Regions from separate parts of the Homo sapiens genome. Here region 1 is linked to region 2. A link is a loop called in an ENCODE intact Hi-C map of the cell type or tissue named here. Cell type or tissue: GM12878. All regions are shown on one strand. Each heading gives the region's core, and the rest is flanking DNA. Links, peaks and the distances in the headings are about the cores only.

Region 1 (11,071 bases), core at 1,723-9,722, 100 kb after region 2:
TGCAGTGGCATGATCACAGCTTACTGCAACCTCAGCCTCCTGGGCTCAAGTGATTTTTCCACCCCAGCCTTCCAAGTAGCTGGGACTACAGGTGCACACCATCATGCCCAGCTAATTTAAAAATTTGTTTGGGGCCAGGTGCGGTGGCTCATGCCTGTAATCCCAGCACTTTGGGAGTCTGAGGCAGGTGGATTGCCTGAGCTCAGGATTTTGAGACCAGACTGGGAAACACAGTGAAACCCCGTCTCTACTAAAATACAGAAAAATTAGCCGGGCGTGGCAGCATGCACCTGTAATCCCAGCTACTCAGGAGGCTGAGGCAGGAGAATTGCTTGAACCCAGGAGGCAGAGATTGCAGTGAGCCAAGATCAGGCCACTGCACTCCAGCCTGGGTGACAGAGTGAGACTCTATCTTAAAAAAAAATTTTTTTTTTGTGGAGGTGAGGTCTCATTGTGTTTCCCAGATTGGTCTTGAACTCCTGTCCTCAAGCTATCCTTTTTCCTCAGCCTCCCAAAGTGCTGGGATTACTGGCATGAACCACCACACCCAGCTAGACCTGATTTTATACTGAGCAAACTATTTTGACCACAGTGAGACTAAAGAATTTACATTTTGCCATTCTGCTTGTTACACAATGATTAATTTTGGCTTTAACGCATATCAGCTTATTCATCTGAAAATGTGCCAGGAGTATTCTCATATACATTTGTTTGCTTTTGAGGTTCCTGAGAGGAAGCTTTAGTTAGTAGATTGGTTTAATAGCAGGCAGTTAACATTTTTATTTTCCTTAGTGGCATACTCACCTATGGTAATTTTAGGGGTGGTGACCTCCACATTCTACTTCACTTAAACATCAAATTATTTAAGGTGGGTAAAGAAAAAAATACCCAAACCCTTGAGTAGGTACTATTATTTTTCCCATTTTACAGACAAAATAGCACCCATATAGGTTAAGTTGCTTGCCTAGTGTTAGCTGTTAACTGTTGGTGTCACTGGGTCTGGTGCCTCATGCTTATAATCCCAGCACTTCGGAAGGCTGAGACAAGAGGTTTGTTTGAGCCTAAGAGTTCAAGACCAGCCTGGGCAACATGAGGAGACCCCATGTCTACAAAAAATTCCAAAAATTAGTCGGTTGTGGTGGTGCACACCTGTGGTCCCAGCTACTCGGGAGGCTGAGCTGAGAGGATCGCTTGAGCCTGGGACGTTGAGGTTGCAGTGAGCTGTGATTGCATCACTGTACTCCAGTCTGGGTGACAGAGCAAGACCCTGTCTAAAAAAAAAATAGTATTGATGCACACATAGGACCTCAGGCAGACTGATTTGAGAGCACCTCCACCTGTGCTCTATAAGTCTGGAAAATGATTCCTTCCTCCAGTGTTTGTTTCATCTGTTTTTGTTTGTTTGTTTGAGACGTAATCTCGCTGTGTCACCCAGCCTGGAGTGCAGTGGTGCCATCTTGGCTCACTGCAACCTCTGCCTCCTGGGTTTAGCAATTCTCCTACCTCAGCCTCCTGAGTAGCTGGGATTACAGGCGTGCACCATGCACCTGCCTGGCTAATTTTTTTGGTATTTTTAGTAGAGACAGGGTTTGACCATGTTGGCCAGGCTAGTCTTGAACTCTTGACCCCAGGTGATCTGCTCACCTTGGCCTCCCAAAGTGCTAGGATTACAGGCATGAGCCACGGCACCTGGCCTGTTTCATCTTTTAACCGCACTTGCTCCTCTGGCTCCTTTCCTTGTATTCCTGAAATAACTGAATTTCTTCTTTTCCTTCCTACCTCTCCCAGCTATTACTCTACCATGCTCTTTTTGATCATCTCCAAATTGTTGAAAAAGTTGTTTATGCCTGTGGCCTCTTCGTTCTCTTTTGAACTCTGAGCCCTATTTGAAATCTGCCCAGACAACTCTACTTTTGTAAAGGAGAATGCCTTCAGCCAGAAGCTTCTCTCTCTTGCGAGTTTCTCTGACATTTTATTTCCCTCTCTTACCCTACTCATCCCATTCTGCATTTCAGAGTTGGATTTTGAGTTTTGGGTATATTCTTTTTTTCTCCCTCATTAAACTAGTTGAGGTCATTCATTATTTGTTATTGAAGCCCTCACTGTCTTTAGTCACTGTGCATGGAATTACTGAATGAATCAATGAATAAATACTGCTGTTTCCATAATGATTGCTGATTTTGGAAGCAGTGTGGTGAGAATTTTCAGCTTTCCAACTCATCCAGATTAAGTTCTTTTCACACTAGCTTCGTGACTTTGATTGGAGTGCTCTGAATTGCCCAAGCATCAGATGCTTCCATATTCATGGGTAGATGTGAAACCATCTGAAGCCACAGGGAATGAATTTTAGTTTATTCATTCCTTCCATTCTACTTCATTTAGTCTGGAAAAAGCATGGATTTACAAAAAGATTTTTAAACCCCCAAGGATTACTTGATATACATATATATTTTTTTCATTTTAAAAATGAAATTTTTCTTTATGTTTGAGAATTTCCATTTTAAAATGTTGGGAAAAATGTTAAGCCATTAAGCCAGCAAAACTATTCTGCATTTATTATTGTTCAGTTAAAGTTTTTTTTTTTTTTTTTTCCTCCTGCTCTCCCCCCTTTTATAAAAACTCTGCACTTTGGTCCTGTGTTTGTGACAGTATTATGTGGCAGACTGTCTGACCTGCCTTTGAAATGTATAATTTTCTGCTGAAGAATGCATACTGTTTGCCTCAGACTCAGGTTTCAGAGACTGAAAACCCTGTATTACCAATACACTTGATAATGGATTCACATTTTCTTTATAAAAAGAAATCCCCTTAAGTTTTGAGGCTTAAGGTAAGATGATGAGTTGGCAGAAACTTGTGGAGAGGACAGAGCTAACTGACTTGGGGTCGCTCAGTGCTGAAAGACATTGTGTGGCCAGGAAAGCTGAGCTGTGATGACAAGACTCATATTGGGTCCAATGGGATTTTCCTGTGAATGATTTTGAAAGTCTAAGTATCATCTATCCTCTCCCTACTCACCCAATGTTTGACACAAATTTTTGATTGATGATAATATTAGTAACTCTATTAGGAATAATTTCTCTGACTTTCATACCATTTAATATGAACTCTCTTTAGGTTTCTGAATTCCTCTAAGAGCTCAAAGCCAAAAAAAAAATGCCCCTTTCTTTGTCTTTATGTTGGTCAAATTGTACTTTGACTGTTGGAATAAAACCCAACATTCATACTCTGAAATTAAAGCTCTTGCTGCATTTCTGCACTGAAGATGTTTTTTAAACCAGGTGAATAGTTTGACAGCATTTTTCCTGTCTTTGTTTTTAGGTTGATGCCTTCCCTCCCAATGGTTATGGCTTATACAACATAGTGGGGAACGCATGGGAATGGACTTCAGACTGGTGGACTGTTCATCATTCTGTTGAAGAAACGCTTAACCCAGTGAGTATTATTCACAGAGCATGTGTCTTGGAATGGTGGCATCTGTCCTCTGGGCAGTCTGCAGCCAGGCTGTCATGTGTTTCCGAGGGGTATTTACATACTCTGGAAATTAATCTTGGGATTTCCCTAAAGGCACATTAAGCGCATGTTTCTTATTTCAACCTCAGAGCATTTTGTAAAAATGTCTGTGAGCATGTTATCTTTTCCTGGATTGTGATGGTGATAACTATTTGAGGAAATCTGCCTATAACTTTAGAAATTGTATTCAGTCTCGTAAATTTGATCAAAGCATGCATGATATATAAATAACTATAAAGTTTATTACTGTTTTATTATGAACTATTAAGATCTGCTAGGTGGTATTTATCATGCCTCTAGTTGCCTGAGTTCTGATGGGTTGAAATTTTGATTCAGCAGCATTGTTTGGAGAGAAAGAGAAAGGGTGTTTTCTGGTTAAATGTTGAAGCAGGAAGTTGTGTCATTTAGTGATTAATTCCTGAACCTCTTAGTATGTCAGACCGATGCACCTTATAACTTAGGAACAGAAGGCAACCATGTTTGTCCAAGTTTTACTTATTCTGGCATGTGAAAAATGTTGAATGCAAATAGTATACTACCCTGCCTCTAAAACCAAGCTACCCCAGCAGAATGTATACAAATTGAGACACTACATGGACATGTGTGTGGAAAGTGCTTCCTTTAAAAAGAACATCTCTGAATATTTTTTATGGTGTGAACAGATTGGGGGGGAGAATATCATGCAAAATCCCATCTCTAGCAAAGTAGTCATTCATAAGTCAGTTCCAAGAATGTATATTTATAACCAAACTAGCTAGACTGGTTACTTGATGTGCTTAATTTTAAACCTGAACTTTTTGAAAAGGCTCAAAGGGTAATGATAAAGAAAATTAATTCTTCAATATCTTCTCAATATAGGATTACAGAGCAATTGAAGAAATAGACTCTGCCTGAGGCTCATTTTTCAGAATACGGGAATAAAGTTGTTGGATATGCTTAATTTTTCTTCACAGAATAACACATGGGCTGCTCATGAATAATCTAGAGAAAACAGATCTACTTTTTGAGGGCTGCAGATAAAAAAGCTGAGTTCTTTAGAAGCCGTCATCCCTCCTCAGTTTCTTTTACTTTCCAGCGGGGCTGGTGGAAGTAGTGGTCAAAATGAGAATAAGGTTGTAAAATTCTAGGTGGGTTTGTGGTTGGGAGATGTCATTCTCTACCGGCAAGATGTGACTTGGCATTTGCTGTCAGAATCAGAAATAGAATTTTTTTCATCTCAGATAAAAGCATCTGCATGCTTGGAAGGGGGTGCACAAGGCCTTAGAATGCTGGCAAGTTGTGAATGTATCTATCTGACCATCTGGTGTGGAGCTGAGCGCTTGTTAGCTTTCAGTTTTAGAGCTACTTGTGTTTCTTCTAAGGATTTACAGAAAAATTCACATTTTTCTTTTCACCAATCCCAGGCTTTATCCTGGATGTTGCCCTTGCTCTAATGAAATTGTTCTCATTTTAGGTTTCTCTTTGTCCCAGTGGCCTCCTTTGCTTCCTCATTTGACTGGGATATAATTTAACAGTTTTGAGAACTAAACCCCAAATCCTTAGACAATTCATACTCCATAATTCAGGTCTTTATAGCTTTTCTTCATTGCCAGCAGAAAAGCCATGATCATCCCTCATCTGGGTTACTGCAGCAGCCTCCCAGAGGGCTCCCTGCCTTCCCTCTCTTTGCCACATTGTGACTAGACTGATCTATATAGAGAGCAAGTCACATGAGGTCACTCCCCTGTTTAAAATCCTTTAATGCCTTCTTATTATCCAAAGAATAAAGTGTAAAATATTTTTTAAAAACTTAATTACTTTTATCTTTTTTTTTAATTTTTATTTTTTGAGAGAGTCTCGCTCTATCCCTCAGGCTGGAGTGCAGTGGCGTGATCTCAGCTCACTGCAGCCTCTGCCTCCCGTGTTCAATCGATTCTCATGCCTCAGCCTCCCAAGTAGCTGGGATTACAGGTGCCCCCCAGCTAATTTTTGTATTTTTAGTAGAAACGGGGTTTCGCCATTTTGGCCAGACTGGTCTCAAACACCTGACCTCAGGTGATCTACCCGCCTTGTCCCCCCAAAGTTCTGGGATTACAGGTGTGAGCCACCACGCCAGGTCTTGTTACTTTTATTTTTAATTTTTGTGGAGATGGGGTCTTGCTCTGTTACACAGGCTGGTCTCGAACTCCTCGCCTCAAGCAATCCTCACACCTTGGCCTCCTAAAGTGCTGGGAGTACAGATGTGGGACACTGCACCTGGCTGATTAAGTATAAATTCTTGCACATGACTTCTGAAGGCTAACATAATTTAACCCTTGCTGATCCCTCTAGCCACATCTTTTTTTTCTTTTTTAAACAGTTAATTATGAAGTGTTACAAAAATTCAGAATAGTACAGAAAATAGTGTAATAGATAACTGTGTACCTACTACATAATGTTAACAGTTTACTGTGTTTACTTTCTCTTTTAGCCAAAGAAAAAGAACAAAAACTGTTCTTCTCATCAATGCTTGATATCGTCAATATGTTTTATTTAAGGTGCTCTGGTCAGTGTGCAGGGCTGTTTCACTGTGTTTTTCAGTCATCATTTTTAAACGTTTGTCTGATAACTCTAATATCTGGCCACCATGTTGATCTGTTTCTGTTGTTCTTGGCTTTCAGTCATGTCTTGTTTTCTCACATGCCTGGTTAGTTTTGGCTGACTAGCAGACATTTTATGTGAAAAATTGTGGAGGTTGAGATCTAGATAGTGTGATGTGTCTCTGGAAAGGATTTACCTTTGCTTCTAGAAACTTCTATTTCAGATTAGCTTTAATCTAGTCAGGAATTGAGATGATTTGAAGCAGAGCTTCAGTCCCTGTAATGGCCAGTCTATTTCCAGTTCCCCCTGGGTATAGTTCTTCAGGGTGCCAACCAAAAGTCTAGGGGTTTTACCATAGATCCTCCACCTTGGAGGGCCTTAAACTCCAATTTTTTATATCCTCAGGCCATGAGTCTATTGAAAGTTCTGCTCAGCTTCTCAGCCTTACATCTGCCATTTGAGGCAATAGATCTCTAAGGAAAACAGTTTCACCTCTCTAGGATTTGAGCCCTGCAATTCTTCACAGCTGTGGTAGTTCTCATCTGGTCTGGTTAAGTCCTATTTCTCTTTGAGATCTTAATTTATTTGCTTTTCTTCCCTAATGGACTGTGTATCTCTAGTGCTTAGCAAAGAACCTGTATATAATTATTGACCCTACAATAATACCAATTCCAGATATATGGAATTGGGGGAGTTTGGTGACTGTCCAGACTCCATGTGTTCCATAAGCAGAGGCTGGTTAGAAGAGACATTTTCAGGGAACGTTTACAACCAAAATATCCACGTGGTTAGTAAATATTTCAATTCAGGAACTGACCTCTTCTGTGTTATGTATTTATGTTAGTTCTGTGACTAACTCATAATGGCAAATAATTTTAAAGCTTCTTCAGAGAGCTTGGGAATAGTCAGTGCCCTGTATGCAAAGGCTATTCAGGAAATATATTTTTCTTTTTCAGTGATTTCCAGGGAGCAAAAGTTAATCATTAGTTTTTATTTTATTGGGCAGTCATTTATGGCAAAAGCAGGTTGTGGAAACAGCCATGTGTGCTTTGTACACATCTGAGAGAAGATGAGGTATTTGGCCATGGGAAAAAAAGGTCAGCTTGGTGTTAACGTGTGTGTGTGTGTGTGTGTGTGTGTGTCCCATGTGTGTGTCCTGTGGAGGTGCCACATTTAGATGGCCTCATTCCCCTCCTCACAGATACAACCTAGTAAATGGCCAGTGCTGTGATGTATCTTAACCCAATCATAATGTGGTTTTTGAAAATGTAGTTTGTGGTTATTTGCTTTTCAGTTGCCTAAGTCTGAGACGGATATTAATCTGTGGTGCTATGTAGTGCTTTCAGTTAAAGAAATATGTAGAGGTTATATAACATTCTAATTTCCCACATCTGCATACTCACTTTCAGTACCAAGGTACCATGCTGACTTGTTCAGTTGATGATGTGACAGGATGGGGTGATCTGTGATATCTTTCCCTCTCTGTGAGGGACACAATTGCATTTAGGTGGCTTCTTTTTCTCAGAGAAAGAACTCTCCTTTTGTTTTTGTTTTATTTTGTTTTATTTGAGATGGAGGCTTGCTCTGTCACCCAGGATGGAGTGCAGTGGCACAGTCTTGGCTCACTGCAACCTCCGCCTCCCAGGTACAGGCAATTCTTCAGCCTCAGCCTCCCGAATAGCTGGGATTACAGGTGCCCGTGCTACCACACCCAGCTAATTTTTTTGTATTTTTAGTAGAGACGGGGCTTTACCATGTTGGCTAGGCTGGTCTTGAACTCCTGACCTCTGGTGATCCACCTGCCTCCGCCTCCCGAAGTGCTGGGATTACAGGTGTGAGCCATCACACTTGGCTGTCAGGAAAAGAACTCTAATTTTGGAATAAACCAAAGTAACTTGGATTACAGCTCTGCCACTTAATATTAAAGGACTACTGCTAAATGTAGAATATATCTTCAGTTTCCTTGTCTACAAATTAGAAATAATTATACTGGATGAAATTGTGTGACATTTAATTTGTCATTGTATGTGCAAACTTTATATCACTTTCAGAGGAATGTTGTTATTTTACTGTTTTTGTTTATATTATGTTTTGGCTATCTAATTATAATATTGCTTACTTCCATCAGCCGAGTTAATGAGAAACGCTGGCCTTTAGAAGCATGGGGCGGGCGGTGTGGGGCGAGGCAGGGAAAAAAGAAAAAAAGAAGCAGAGGGAAAGAAAACAATATTTATAAATAGTGATTGCTGATATTCCTCTTACCCTTACCTTTTGTTGGCTTATCACATACTCATTCTCTCCATGAAAACTTTGCTTATGCTTCCTGGATCATCAAAGCCCAGTCAGATCAAAGTTTCCAAAATGTATTCCTCCTCTGAATGAATCTCTGCTACTTACCACATTTTAGCCAGAGATTCAGTTTGTTTTGCTTCTGTTAATGTGGAATTTGATTGTCTAATAGATTGTATAGCTCTAGACACATTTTGGAAAGTGTCCTCTGTTTCTCAGGGTTGTTTGATGTATGGAATTGACCTCGGATATGCTGGGTGCAGTGGCTCATGCCTGTAATCCCAGCACTCTGGGAGGCTGAGGTGGGAGGATCGCTTGAGCTCAGGAGTTTGAGACCAGCCTGGGCAACATGGCAAAATCTCATCTTTACAAAAAACACAAAAAGTTAGCTGGGCATGGTGGCACATGCCTGTAGTCCCAGCTACCCGGCAGATTGAGGTGGGAGAATGGCTTGAGCCTGGGAGGCAGAGGTTGCAGTGAGCTGAGATCACACCACTGCCCTCTAGCCTTGGTGACAGAGCCAGACCCAGTCTCAAAAAATAAAACAAACAAAATACACACAAAAAATAGAATTGACCTGGGATAAGCCCTCCTTGTCTGTCTCCTGTGGTGTGCAGAGGCCACCCCTCTGAGCTCTTGCCTATCCACACATAGCACATTAAGTACATTTGGGGCACATACCAGTTCTCTGGCCAGAGATTAGCATGTATACTCATGCTTGCAGATGCCACACTTGTTGACCCCACTCAGATACTTCTTTGCCATTGCATGATAGGACTTAGGGCATGGACTCACAGTAGTTTTTTAGATCCTCTAAACTCCACACTTGATTGTTCCCCTTCCCTGTGATCCTCTGGCCTCCCACCACTGTGTCTCAGTGTGCAACAGAAACATGAGACTGTTACTTAGCTTGCCTCCTGATCCTCCTCTGCCCAGGCGATGAGACTGCCATTTTCTCAGTCTGGCAAAAACCGGTAAATATCATATCATCTTTCTCCTTAGTTAAGACTTTCATACCCATTGATGGTCCCATCAACAGCCTCATCATTTCAAGCAAGCATTCATTGAGTACCTAGTATGTGCTGGGGGCTGGGGGAGGAAGTTGATTGAGAATTTTTCGCTGCTATAAGACCTTCACTCATGTGTTTTTTGTTTTGTTTTGTTTTGAGTTTTTGAGACGGAGTTTCGTTCTTGTTGCCCAGACTGGAGTGCAATGGCACTATCTCAGCTCACTGCAACCTCCACCTCCTGGGTTCAAGCGATTCTCCTGCCTCAGCCTCGCAAGTAGCTGGGATTACGGGCATGTGCCATGTGTCACCACGCCTGGCTAATTTTGTATTTTCAGTCGAGACGGGGTTTCGCCATGTTGGTCAGGTTGGTCTCGAACTCCTGACATCAGGTGATTCACCCGCCTCAGCCTTCCAAAGTACTAGGATTACAGGCATGAGCCACTGCACCTGGCCCACTCACATGTTTTTAATCAGGACATTCTGAGGACATGAATAAATCAGTTTGATAGAGAACTAACCTAATGTTCAAAATGAAAAAAAGCACGAAAGTGATAATGAAGTTCACCTGATAATAAATTTAATACAGCTACAAGTTATACAGAGTAAGTGCCAAGGGGAAAGCAAGGTGATCAAAATATCAGCCTTTTGGGACTATGCTTGGGAAAATAATTTTATCTCCTTCTCCCTAGTGGAAGATGAATGTCTTCTGGAGGAAGTACTAATGTTTACTCATTGTAATTTTTCACTGTGGATCAGTTGCAAGGTTCTTCATCCAGTAAAATAGAACTATTGAGAAATAGAAATAAACTCAAATGTATGGTTCAGATATTTAGATCCTGCAGACACATTTCAAACACGTTATCCAGACATATGCTTCTTGCTTGAAAAGAGCGAATTCTAATTCCAGTTACCATTTGGACAATGTTAGAAATACCGTTTGTTTCCACTTCAGGACAAAATGACCCTCAGAGCCTCATGTTACAACTACTGATTCTTCCTGAGCAAAGAGAGCAGAACACCAAAATGTACCATGGCCTCCTTAGTTTGGAGGGTCAGTGGATCTGAAAGGTGGGAAATGGAAACCTCCTCTAACCTCTCCCCCTGTGGGAATTCCTTCTTTGATACCCCTGACAGCTGTGGTCCTGCAGCCTCTTGCTAAAAGCTTCTTGGTGAACAGTAACTCTCCAACACTTGGGGCAACTTACTGCATTGTCAGATGTTCTCACTGAAGTTTCCTCTGTCCAACTCAAATCCTCCTTGAAGTGTCAACTCAGTGGCCCTCATTCTGCTGTTGCTGAGAATAAGAATGTATCTTCCTTCTGCCTTGTACAGACAAGCTCTTCAGATACCTAAGAACAGTTGTCGCGTCTCCCCTGCCCCACCCATCTTTCTGTTTCTAGATAAGCATTCCCATTCTTCTGCTGCACCTGGGATAACTGGGTTTGCAATTCAGGGCAACCCAGTTACATTCCTCTGAATAACATGAATTGGGGGAAAATGTCCTTTTTTATAAATGGACACCCAGAATTATACACAGCATTCTAGATGTTGTCTGATAGATGCAAATAATAGTGGAGCTATCCTTTTTTTATTCGTTCTTTCTCATCAGGTCTCAGATTACATCCGCAGTTAAGAGTTTGGTTAGTGGATGCCAATCAGGCTGGGTTTGAATCTTGTCACTGTAACTGTGGCTTCCCAGATGT
Region 2 (11,071 bases), core at 1,647-9,646:
TATCTTAAAGGGTCAGGAAGTCAGCATACTTCTAAGACCAATTATTAGAAGACAATTTGTTTGAATTTTGAACCAGACCAAATTTATGTCTGTACACCCTGGCATCCCGAAAGGACACCAGGGAATTTCCAAATGCAGAAGAGCAGGTATGTGCTCCGCAAGAGGACTAGGGCCTTGTCCAGTGTGACTAAGGCTCTCCTTTCAGGATCACCCTTCAGATAAGCATTCAGCCCTAGTGGAGACTAGGCCAGAAAATGCCTGCTGTTTTGTGAACCATCACCGCCACCTGGATACCTTACTGAAAGATTCCAGGCCCTTAATGGGAAGAAGCAGACAATTCAGTGTCCTCGAGTGACAAAGCATGATGTACCCCATGTTGCTTGCAGCTGATCATTGCAATAGATGTCTGGACATTGCATTCCTACAGCACGGTTCTGCATTATTTTCTTTTCTGATAATAATAGCTGGCATTTATCAAGGATTTCTCATGCCCACCATTGTGCTGAGTGCTTTACAAATGTTCTCTTAGTGAATCCTCATGACCACAGCAGGAGGTAGGAACTACCATTATTGCCATTTTGTTGTTGAAGACACTGAGGTGTAATACAGAGAGGTAAGATCCCCACATCACATAAAATTAGTAAGCAGGAGGACCAGGGTTGTTACAACCCAGGTCTATCAGACTTTTTTTTTTTTTTTAGACAGAGTCTTGCTCTGTTGCCCAAGCTGGAGTGCAGTGGCACAATCTCAGCTCACTGCAACCTCCACCTCCCAGGTTCAAGCGATTCTCCCGCCTCAGCCTCCTGAGTAGCTGGGATTACAGGCACCCACCGCCATGCCTGGCTAAACGTTTGTATTTTTTGTAGAGATGGGGTTTTGCCATGTTGGACAGGCGGGTCTTGAACTCCTGGCCTCAAGTGATCTGCCTGCCTCAGCCTCCCAAAGTAATGGGATGACAGCCAAAAGCCACCGCACCCAACCTAGGTCTATCTGATTCTTCAGTGGAGGTGTTTATCAACAGTGATCCTGGGAACACAGGTTAAAATGTTAAATGTTCTTATACTCCGGATGATTATGGAGAACTGAGTTTCTTCTTATGCACAATTCTGTTTTCTAATTTTTCTACCATGGCTCTGTAATACTTCCATAAGTCAGAAAAAAAATTAAGCATCTTCTAACCAAGATACTTATTAAGTGGCCGAGATAAGTGAATAAGTAACCTTTAGCTACATTTTACATCTCCCCCTGAAATCACAGGCCAGTCCACCCACCACAGCTAATGATCCTCTGGGCAATCTGCCAGGGGTCCCAATTAAAAACAACCAAAAAGTAGGGGAGGACAGATCCTTCCCCAGGGGTCTCATGTGATAATTCCCCTCACAAAGGACTGGGCAGAAAGCTTGCTGGTCTGGCTAGAAACCTCTGGAGATCTCCTCCGGCCTCGCCTTAGTGAAGTGGAGGAAGGAGATGGGGGGAGGAGGATAGGTTTTAGTGCAATTATCAGTGATGTCCTGGAAGGAAAAACAAAGGCCGGGAAAGTCAACAGAACAGGCCTCTGTGGTGTGGAGGGGTGGAGGTGGAAAGTCCGCCCCAGAAGTGATGGGCCTAGGAGCAATCTTCTGGAAGACTTCCTGTTGTTCAGAGCTGGGTGGGAGAGCCCGCCTCTTTATCTGATCGTGGACCATTTGTGCCTGTGAACTTCTAGCAGCTGCACTCAGGGCTCCTATGTCACTCACACCATGACAAGGACCACCTCAGAGAAAACAGAGCTGGCGCCAACCTGCCACGGAGCTGCGGAACTTCAAACACTTACAGACACCGAGGGCTCGGCTCTGCTGACAAGCCATGCCTGACATACACGAGGGCAGGCTTAGGCGCTCAGCTCCCGCACTCCACCCTGGCTCTCTGCCCCTAAGCTCTTATTATTATTATTATCATCTAGCTTGTTATTAGGAGCCCACCACAACCTCTCTGCTTTCATTTCCTCCTCTGTTAAATGGGGATAATTTAACTTCAAGAGGCTGTGGTGAGCAATGGGTGAAATAATGCTTGAAAAGCACCTGGTACAGTGGCTGACATACTTGAATTAATCTATGCTAGTTATTTTTATTTTTCTTCCACGAGAGATAAGTGGAATTCTGAAAGATTCCAGGGCATCAAAATTTAAACTCAGTAAAGGATCCCCTGTTTAAAAAATCAGATGTGTATCATAACAAATGAACTCCTATATGACCCATGATGACAGATTTTACTTCAGGGAAGATAATTTATCCTTCCTAATTCCCCTGATGAAAAAAGGTGAACAATAGCGAATTACACTCAACTGCCAGCCACAGAGCATTCTAACCTTTCAAAAAACACAGAATCATGGAATAAAAGTTGGAAGGAACCCTGTAAAGCATGTAATTCCACCTCCCACCCAATAATGAAATCTCCCCATCGCGCTGCCTATGGATGGTCTCACTGGGCAATAGAGCCTATTCTTTGTTCAAACAGCCTTGTTCAGACAATTACTCCTAAACCAGGCACGGTGGCTCATGCCTGTCATCACATCTTAAACAGCCAAGGTGGGAGGATGGCTTGAAGCAAGGAGTTTGAGACCAGCCAGACCCCATTTCTACAAAAAATAAAAATAAAAACACATTATCAGGGCATGGTGGTACACATCTGTAACCCCAGCTACTTGGGAGGATCACTTGAGCCTGGGAGCTCCAGGCTGCAGTGAGCTGTGATCATACCACTGCATTCCAGCCTGGGCAACAGAGCAAGACCCTGCCTGTGAAAAAATAAAACAATTACTCCTGTCCCCTCCCTTAGCCCCACAAAGGATAGCCGCCTCCCAGAACTTTTGCTATTCATCTGCCCTCTGAAGCATCTAAGACCTCTGCATATGTGAATGCTATCTAGATTATTTCTCCTTAAGGCTTTGCTTCTTTTCACAAAGCATCACCATCCTCCCCGCAATTCCTGACGCAGAATGACCTCAAAAGCACCTCTCAGCCCATGGCAGGCAGGAGCTGAGGCTCCAGAGTCAAAGTGCCCAGGTTCAAACCCCAGCTCTGCCACTTACTCACTGAAGAACTTCAGGCAAGTTCCAGAACTTCCCTAAGCCTCACTTTTCCCAGCTGTAAAATGGGGAGAATAAGAGCACCTACCTCAGCAAGCTGACATAAGGTTCAGCAAGACGGTATTTATAAACACTCAGCAAAGCATCTGGCGTGAAGTAGGCATGCCACCAATATATAATAGTACTATCAGACCGCCACCCACCACCATTCTGATGGGTGCAAGCACCTGTTAAAACAGGATTCTTCCAGGGTGGCTTTGGCCAAGGCAAAGAAAGGTAGATCACTGCCTCTGGGAGACACTCTTGCAGAGGGAGGCTGTGGCAGCTTTGTTGAGCCTGACACCACCCTCTGGCTGAGCTTCCCTTTGCCCTCTATTGAAATTGCTCCCTGAGCTGTGCGTAAAAAAAAAGGGGGGGCAGGGAAGATTTGATTCTATTCCCAAGAAAAGTGCAAATAAAGAAAAAAATAAATGCAGAAAGATCTCCTTGGGGAAGAGAAGCCAGAGCTGCTCTTCAGCGTCTGTATTGCTCTCTGCCTTCTCTATACCTTTCCTGGTCTTCTCGTCCACTCTGCTGGCTCCAGTCACTGTTACGTGAAGAGGATTCCCAAATCTGTCTCTCATGTCCCACAGCTACTAGAGTTTTGCTCCTAGCGGCTCACGGCATCTCAATGTACCAAAAAGAATTTACCTGCCTGCCCAACCTGTTCCTCCTTCATAGCCATTTCTCAGTGACCACCAGCAAAGCCTGGTGGCTCCTCCAGTCCTCCCTCTCTCATGTTCCCTGCCACAGGGCCCTTGCCTGTGCTGTTTTCTCAAGCCCACAACACTCTCGTCCCTACCCCACCCCTTGCTCTAATTATAGCCAAGTCACCCTCCAGCTCTGAATTCAACTACCATTTCCACCAGAAAATCTTCCCCATCCCCTCAGATGAAGTTAAATTCCACTCTTATAAACTCTACACCATGGATCTCTACTTCCCAGCCTTCATCTCAGTTACAAGTTCACATTTACTTGTGCAATTCCTGTCTGACACCGTACAAGGCACATGCTGTATTCTAGAGATCTGTGTGTGATGTGTTTTATACACAACTGTATTCCAAACACCAATGCCTAGCACATAGTAGGTATTCAGTAAATACCTGTTGAATAAATGAATGAAAAAGTCTAATCCAGCATCAATTTTTGCTGACTTTAAGCTTTACTATATCTCTTGATTCTTCTAGTTCCCTTGCCCCTGCTAACCTGAGTCTCAGCCAGTATCATTTCTCAACTGGACTCCCTAAGGCCTTCCTACTCGTTTCTCTGAATCTGTCTTTCCTCCTCAATCTATTCGGCATACAACATCCAGCATGATATTTTAGAAACATAAATCAGACCATATCATTTCCCTGCTTAAAACCTTCCAACATCTCTTTGGAGCTCTTCATGATCTAGCCCTGCCTACCTTGAGCCCTGCTCTCCATACTCCAGCCATAATGATTTTTTTTCCAGGGCCCCCACCATGCTCTGTTCCCTGGGCCTTTGCACATGCTGTCTCTCAGCCTGAGACATCTCCCTCCCTCTCCCACCACCACTTGTGGCTAACTCCCACTCACCTTCACAGCCCCAGTTTGATGTCTCCACCTCTGGGAAGCCCTCTCCGACCTCCCAGATCTGGGTTATACGTTTCCAACATACTCTTCTATACAGCAACCTGGGTCCACTACCACTGTCCTAACATTGCTTATTCACTTGTTTGTTTGTCTTCTCCACTAGACTGCAAGCTCATGAGGGCAAGAACCTCAGTTGTCTTCTTTCCTGTTGCATCCTAGTACCTGGTAGTACCTGGGATAGAGCAAGCAGTCAAATATGGGTTCAATGTCACTTTAGTGCTATTGTATCTGCTGCCTAGAAGAGTTTATACTGGTTTTGTTTTTTAGAGTTATGGTCTCACTCTGTCACCCAGGCTGGAAGGTAGTGGTGCAATCATAGCTCACTGCAGCCTTGACCTCCCAGGCTCAAGTGATCCTCCCACCTCAGCCTCCTGAGTAGCTAGAACTACCGGTGCGTACCACCATGTCTGGCTAAGTTTTTTCATTCTTATTTTTGTAGAGACAAGGTCTCACTATGGTGCCCAGGTTGGTCTTGAACTCTGGCCTCAAGTAATCCTCCTGCTTCAGCCTCTCAAAGTGCTGGAATTACAGGCATGAGCCACCACACCTGGTTTGTTTTTTAGATGACTGCTCTCCAAAACAAATTAAAGCCAAATTTACAGTGTTAGATCAAGAACAGAAACCTACTTGGCCCTTTTCAATAGATTTCTATGAGAAATTTGGAAGCAAGAAACAAAATATCTAACTTTTATCCCTGGAAAGATACTCTAACTTTTATCCCCATTGACCATCCCCTCCACATGTCCAAAATGGCTTGGAGTACTGACAAGAGTGTACACTTGGAAACAGACTCAGAATATGTGAGTCTGAATTCCAGCCTCATAAATTACCAGCTGTGTGTCCTTAAGCAACTTCCATAACTTCTCTGAACCTCAGCTCTCTTATCTGTAAAAAAGGGGGCAACCTTTCATATTTCTCAGGGTCATTGTGAGGAGTAAACCAAATAATCCACATAAAGTGGTCAACACAATACTTGGCCCTTTATGCTCACTTTCTGTATGTCTGAATGAGTCTGAAATGAAAACATTCGTTTTTGTTCCTTCAAAGTCTTCACTCACCTCTGTCCTGTGATTCCTCTACTTGATGAATGTTGCTTACCTGGTCAATACTCTAGGAAATACATCTGGAGAAACAAAGATCCCAGAAATGTTTAAATCCTCTGTAAGCCCACGAGGTGGCTGATACTTGGACAGCATCTCCAAAGTACTGTTGTTTTTCAGTACCCAAACTCACAATACCAAAGCTGGCCAGACCTCAACTCAACTCCCCCGCCTTCTAACATCAATCTAGGTCCCCTGCTGGCAGTGGGGGTGGTGGAAACCTCTTCAAAGGGATAGTAATTCAGTATTTAGAACCTCTTCCACTCTGGTGTTAAAACAGGCCAAAGCACAACCTCACTAAAAAAGAAATATGTTCATTTAATTTTAAGCAGCAGCTCAAGATAGGTTTGGAATTTTTTTTTTTCTAAAAGCTTTTAGTGTGATAGAAAACTCACTCATTTGACTGTGGCAGAAAACTCACTTATTGAAATTTTTCCATCTATTAGTTCTCCTGCACACACTTAACTAATTGCATTACATTCATTTAAAAAAAAAAAAAAAAAAAAACCTTGATTTTCGCCTACACAGAATTCCGAATTTAAAAGTTAACAACTCCTGAAACTGAGACTAAAGTAGAACACTTCATTAACCAATAAGTTACCTAAGGGATCACTTAATCTTCAAGGGTGGACAGGCTTGGGAGGAAATGAGAAATTGACTTTATACTAGTTAAGGGACCCCAAAACCACAGACCTGCCAGTTTTTACCAAGACACAAAGGCAAGCCTCCTACGTTTAATTAAGATGAAGCCACCTGGCCACTGGGGCTGAACAGTCTGACTTTCAGTAATCGGGTGGCAGGGTAGTCCCACTGACAGTCTGACCTTAAATGAAACCCTTCTGAGCATGAGAGTCAGGTACTTTGGATCCCCTGCCTGCCTGCAACCCCTCGCCTCGTCCCCACAGTGCACCATTAATTTCCTGATGACCAAGCTCCTCTGTATTTTACCACACAATTACCTTAACAGTGAAAATCTTATATATCACTGACCCAAGACACACGCAAAACACTCCCCAGAAGCCTGAATTTGTAATCATTTAACCTCCTTAAACAGTGAAGCTGGCTAGCACAGAATATAGCTCATCTATTATTAAAAGCTTCTATCCTGGTTCCTTAAACACCAGTTATGACAGAACCTAAGAGCAATAAGCATCAATCTAATTTCTATTGTAGGACACAACTTCATCTGAGGCCAAAAGCTACAAAAAGAACAAAGTAAGTGTTGGAGACTAACAGTTATAAAGGAAGTTACACTTGAAGCTGCTATTCTCAGACACAGAGAGGAACCTATGCTTTATAATTTTTTAATGACCCATCCCACTGCAGAACTTCTGGACTGCTTGGTATAATCTTGCTCATAAGAAAAAGATGAACGTAGGACAAGTACCACTAGCTTCCACATTCTCAGCGTTTCTTTGCATTTCAGGAGGAACTTTAGGAAGCAATTTTGTTTCACAAAAACAACTGAAAAGTATCCCCATGCATTTTTTTCTGAACAGAAAGATCTCATACAATACCCAGACTTAGAGATGGTCAATTGCACCCTGTCACTTAAGCCTTCAATTTCTCCCTCTCTCTAATGTTCCATGCCACAACCCCACATTTCAAATTACCTATGTACTCTAGGAGCTGGTGGCCCAAGGGTCAGGGAAACTTCAAGGTCAAAACTATTTCACAATAACATTGGGGCATTATTTTCATTTTCACTCAGTCTCTCACACATGTACAGTGAAGTTTTCCAGAGGCTGCAAGGCACATGATGTAACAACAGACTGAAGACAGAAACAGATATATGATCTGTGAATCCGGCTATGTTCTGTGAAACCAGACCTCAAAGTGATTCGCAAAAAAAAAAAAAAAAAATTGCTACTCTTCTCAAAATTTTTGTTTGGGAAAATATTCTTATTGTTCATTAAAAATATGTCAATACGTTAATGTGTAATTGGTTTTTAAAAATATTTTTTCAGTGTTCATTTTCTCAGTGTTAATTTCTAACATTGTAAATACAGACAGATGTAACTCACATCAACAGTTCTTTAGGGTCCTGAATTGTTTTTAGGCATGAAAAGAGCTCCTGAGAGCCAGAAGTTTGAAAACTGCTGCCATAAACTTTTCTTTAAGAGTTGTCCTGGCAATGACTGTGTGCTTAGGACTCTCACTGTATAAGTTTGGAAACTTTATATAACAGGATGAAAATGCAAAATATAAAACTGAACAGCCAGGGCTCTAGAAAGTGAACTGTTCCATGTGAAACTTAAATCTTCCTTCTTATCGAACATATTTATTGATACCTACTATATGCCACCCCTATACTAGGTACTGGGGATACAGATCAAAGCAAGACATACAAGGTCCCTGCTCCCGTGATACCTATATTCTAGTGAGGGCAGACAGACAGGAAACAAACAGATAAAACAAGCAAGACAAATCAGATAGTGATGAGTATATGCAAAAAATTAAAACTGGTGATATGATTAAGTGACAATGCAATTTTGGCTGGTCAGAAAAAACAAGATGAGATGTTTAAGCGAAGACCTGAAAGTCAAGATAGAGGCAGTCATGCAAAAAAAAATCAGGCGGAAGAGCATTTTAGGTAGAGTAAACGGCTAGTACAAAGGCCATAAAGCAGAAAAGAGCTTAGCAAATTCCAGAAACAGAAAGCCAGCCCAATGTCTGCAGCATTAATGGGGAAAGGAAGAAAGTACAGGCTAAAGACAGGGTAGAGAAGATAGAGCCAGTAGGACTTCACAAGCCAGGGTAAAAAGTTGGCCTTCTATTCTAAATGTAATGGGAAGTCAATCAAGTTACCTCCCTTATCTGGCCCTCAATTTCCTCATCTGCAGAATGGGGATAATGAGGGCTTATCTCATAGTTATGTTGACAATTAATTGTGAAAAAGAAAATATGCTTACTTAGCACAGAGAAAGGGGGACGGAGGAAGCATTCCTATTGGCTGTTATAATTCTACTTTCTAATCTGTTCTATTTTCTATTCTCATAAACTACTCTTTCTAAACTTCTTAGGCTTATAATCAGCAGAGGATCAGCTCTGCCAAACAGCAAAGTCCAAATGACAAGTGAATATACAAAAGGGACACATGAGATGTACTGACCTCAACATGTCAATGCCAACTCCAACAATGTTTTCCCCACTATTCCTAATAAAACCAGAACCACCAAAGCACAGCCAGGTGAGGAGTGAATGCCAGCATCTCACTCACACAGCACCCTTTGCGTCTATCCTCCAGTCGTCAAGCTTTGCCACCTAGCCCCAAAGCACCTGCATTTGGACAGTCATTCTTCTGCTAAAAAATGGAGCCAACAACAAGTCCATCAGCCTTCCCCATTCTTTCTTGGCATATCCACACTACCTCCACCTCCTAAAAAACAAAAGGCCCTTGCCAACGTCCTTTGGTGCTGGTTTTCTTGCTGCTTGCTTTAAAAATAATAAAAATCAAAAAGCTTCCTTTAGGCCAGGCACAGTGACTCATGCCTGTCATCCCAACACTTTGGGAGGCCAAGGTGGGTGGATCACTTGAGGTCAGGAGTTTGAGACCATCCTGGCCAACATGGCGAAACCCCGTCTTTACTAAGAATACAAAAATTAGCCAGGCGTGGTGGCTTGTGCTTGTAGTCCCAGCTACTTGGGAGGCCAAGGCAGGAGAATCGCATGAACCTATGAGGTGGAGGTTGCAGTGGGCTGAGATCATGCCACTGCACTCCAGCCTGGGCGACAGATGAGACTCCTTCTCAAAAACAAGGGGAAAAAAGCTTCCTTTAAAGTTAGGCAGCAAAGAGAGGGGCTTACACACAGGGCTTTTGCTCAAAGCACCTGGCAAGCCAAGAGGCCATAAGGCAGTTGGCCCCTCAGAACCGAGGATAAGGACGAAGACAAAAAGGCACCGTTTCACTTTTTAGGTCAAGCAGCACCCAGCAGGGCAGGTTAACGATGGGCCGAGCCTGGCAAACCATGAGGTCTTTCACAGGAAAAAAAAAAAAAGGAGTATGCCCAGAAAAAGGAAGAGGTGCTGGCATTTGATCAATCTCCTGGCAAGAGGCCAAGGAAACTCCCTACAGAGTGAGCACAAGTCTCCCTGCGATGCCCTCACCCAGGTACATATATGGTAATATGGCTGTAAATACGAGGTAGAGAAAACCTAACGCATTTACGGTTGACTTTTTCAAGAGGGAGAAAAAGGCTCCCTTTACAACAGTCTCTGCTCCTGTTCCTGGGCACTCAGGGTTAATTTTGGACTTCCTTTGAGCAAAGATGCTTGGCGATATCATCTTTATTGTGAAATGAGGAGGAACAGCACATTTTTGACTTGGACATAATGCCACCCTCCTCCCCACACGTTTTCACACAGCTCCCCCTCCTTGCCTTCTTGTCCCATTAGCTGCTAATCAGATCGTCCTCAGAAATGCAGCATGTCCCCATCATCAGATAATTTATTCTCTTGCAAAAAGCACTTCTCTGGGAGCATAGAAAATTGTATTATGCTTTCGTTTTCAGGCAGTCCCAAAGGAAGTCACCAACTCAGAAGTTTCATCTTTAAGCAAGGCCCTTCATGGCCTCCCAGAAACAGCAGCTGTAAATCTGAAGTTCAGAGGAGTGATTCTCTAGTATAATACAACGTTGCTCATTCTCCATTCCCCCCGCCGCAACACACATACACACACAAAAATAAACCTACTCGCTTTTTCAGACATGTCTGCTAAATAACCTTTTCCCCAACCAGGTACAATATCTACAAAGTTATTTCTCAAAAAAAGATGCCCGCACTGACATTTGGTCTCATGGCTTCTATTCTTCAAGGCCAAAGTAAGAGAAGCCAACCAAAAGCTCAATATTTCCAAGGCAAAGAGCTGCAGATTTGGTGAGTGGAGGGCATTTAGCTAAAACTCTTTAATTTACGGGTAGAAAAAACAAACCTGAGGCCTAGTGATTTCTTGGAGGTCACACAGCTGATGAGTGCCCAAAGATAGACCACAGGGCTCCAGATACCAAGGCCAGTGTTTTTTGGTTTTGGGAGGGGGCGAGAGGGGGAGGGTGCTTATTTTGTTAAAAAGTTGAAGTCAGTCCCAGCCTGAAGAGACACCCCTCTGCCCACATAGCCCAAACCTCAAAAAACCAGCAAATGAAGTTAGGTCAATATCCTCAGAGAGAGACAAAAGTCTCACCAAGCCAGAAAAATTCACTCAAGGACAGGGTTTCTTAACCGGTTCACTACTGACATTCTAGGGCAGAGA

What was found. Peaks named below come from ENCODE experiments on the same cell type or tissue, not always from the same donor. Only the 100,000 strongest peaks of a DNase experiment are listed, where the experiment ranks them.
Region 1: it touches region 2 in a loop (5-fold over the local background); 12 of 110 quality-filtered maps call a loop at or near these places.

The regions. Positions count from the first base shown.
Region 1 is chr3:4,403,226-4,414,296 of GRCh38, reverse strand. SUMF1 (sulfatase modifying factor 1) reads left to right here. Exons shown (of 9, transcript NM_182760.4): 7 at 3,319-3,432. Among named protein-coding and RNA genes, the nearest start is that of SUMF1, 59 kb to the left of the region's middle. In GM12878, for the core only: no CTCF peak of the experiment used is centred there; no DNase peak of the experiment used is centred there; H3K27ac peaks cover 225 bases.
Region 2 is chr3:4,503,714-4,514,784 of GRCh38, reverse strand. The region is part of intron 2 of ITPR1 (inositol 1,4,5-trisphosphate receptor type 1); the gene reads right to left. Among named protein-coding and RNA genes, the nearest start is that of ITPR1, 16 kb to the right of the region's middle. RefSeq lists enhancers at 145-657, 10,039-10,128, 10,289-10,338, 10,349-10,488. In GM12878, for the core only: no CTCF peak of the experiment used is centred there; DNase peaks (open chromatin) are centred at 6,564 and 7,514; H3K4me3 peaks cover 2,471 bases; H3K27ac peaks cover 1,954 bases.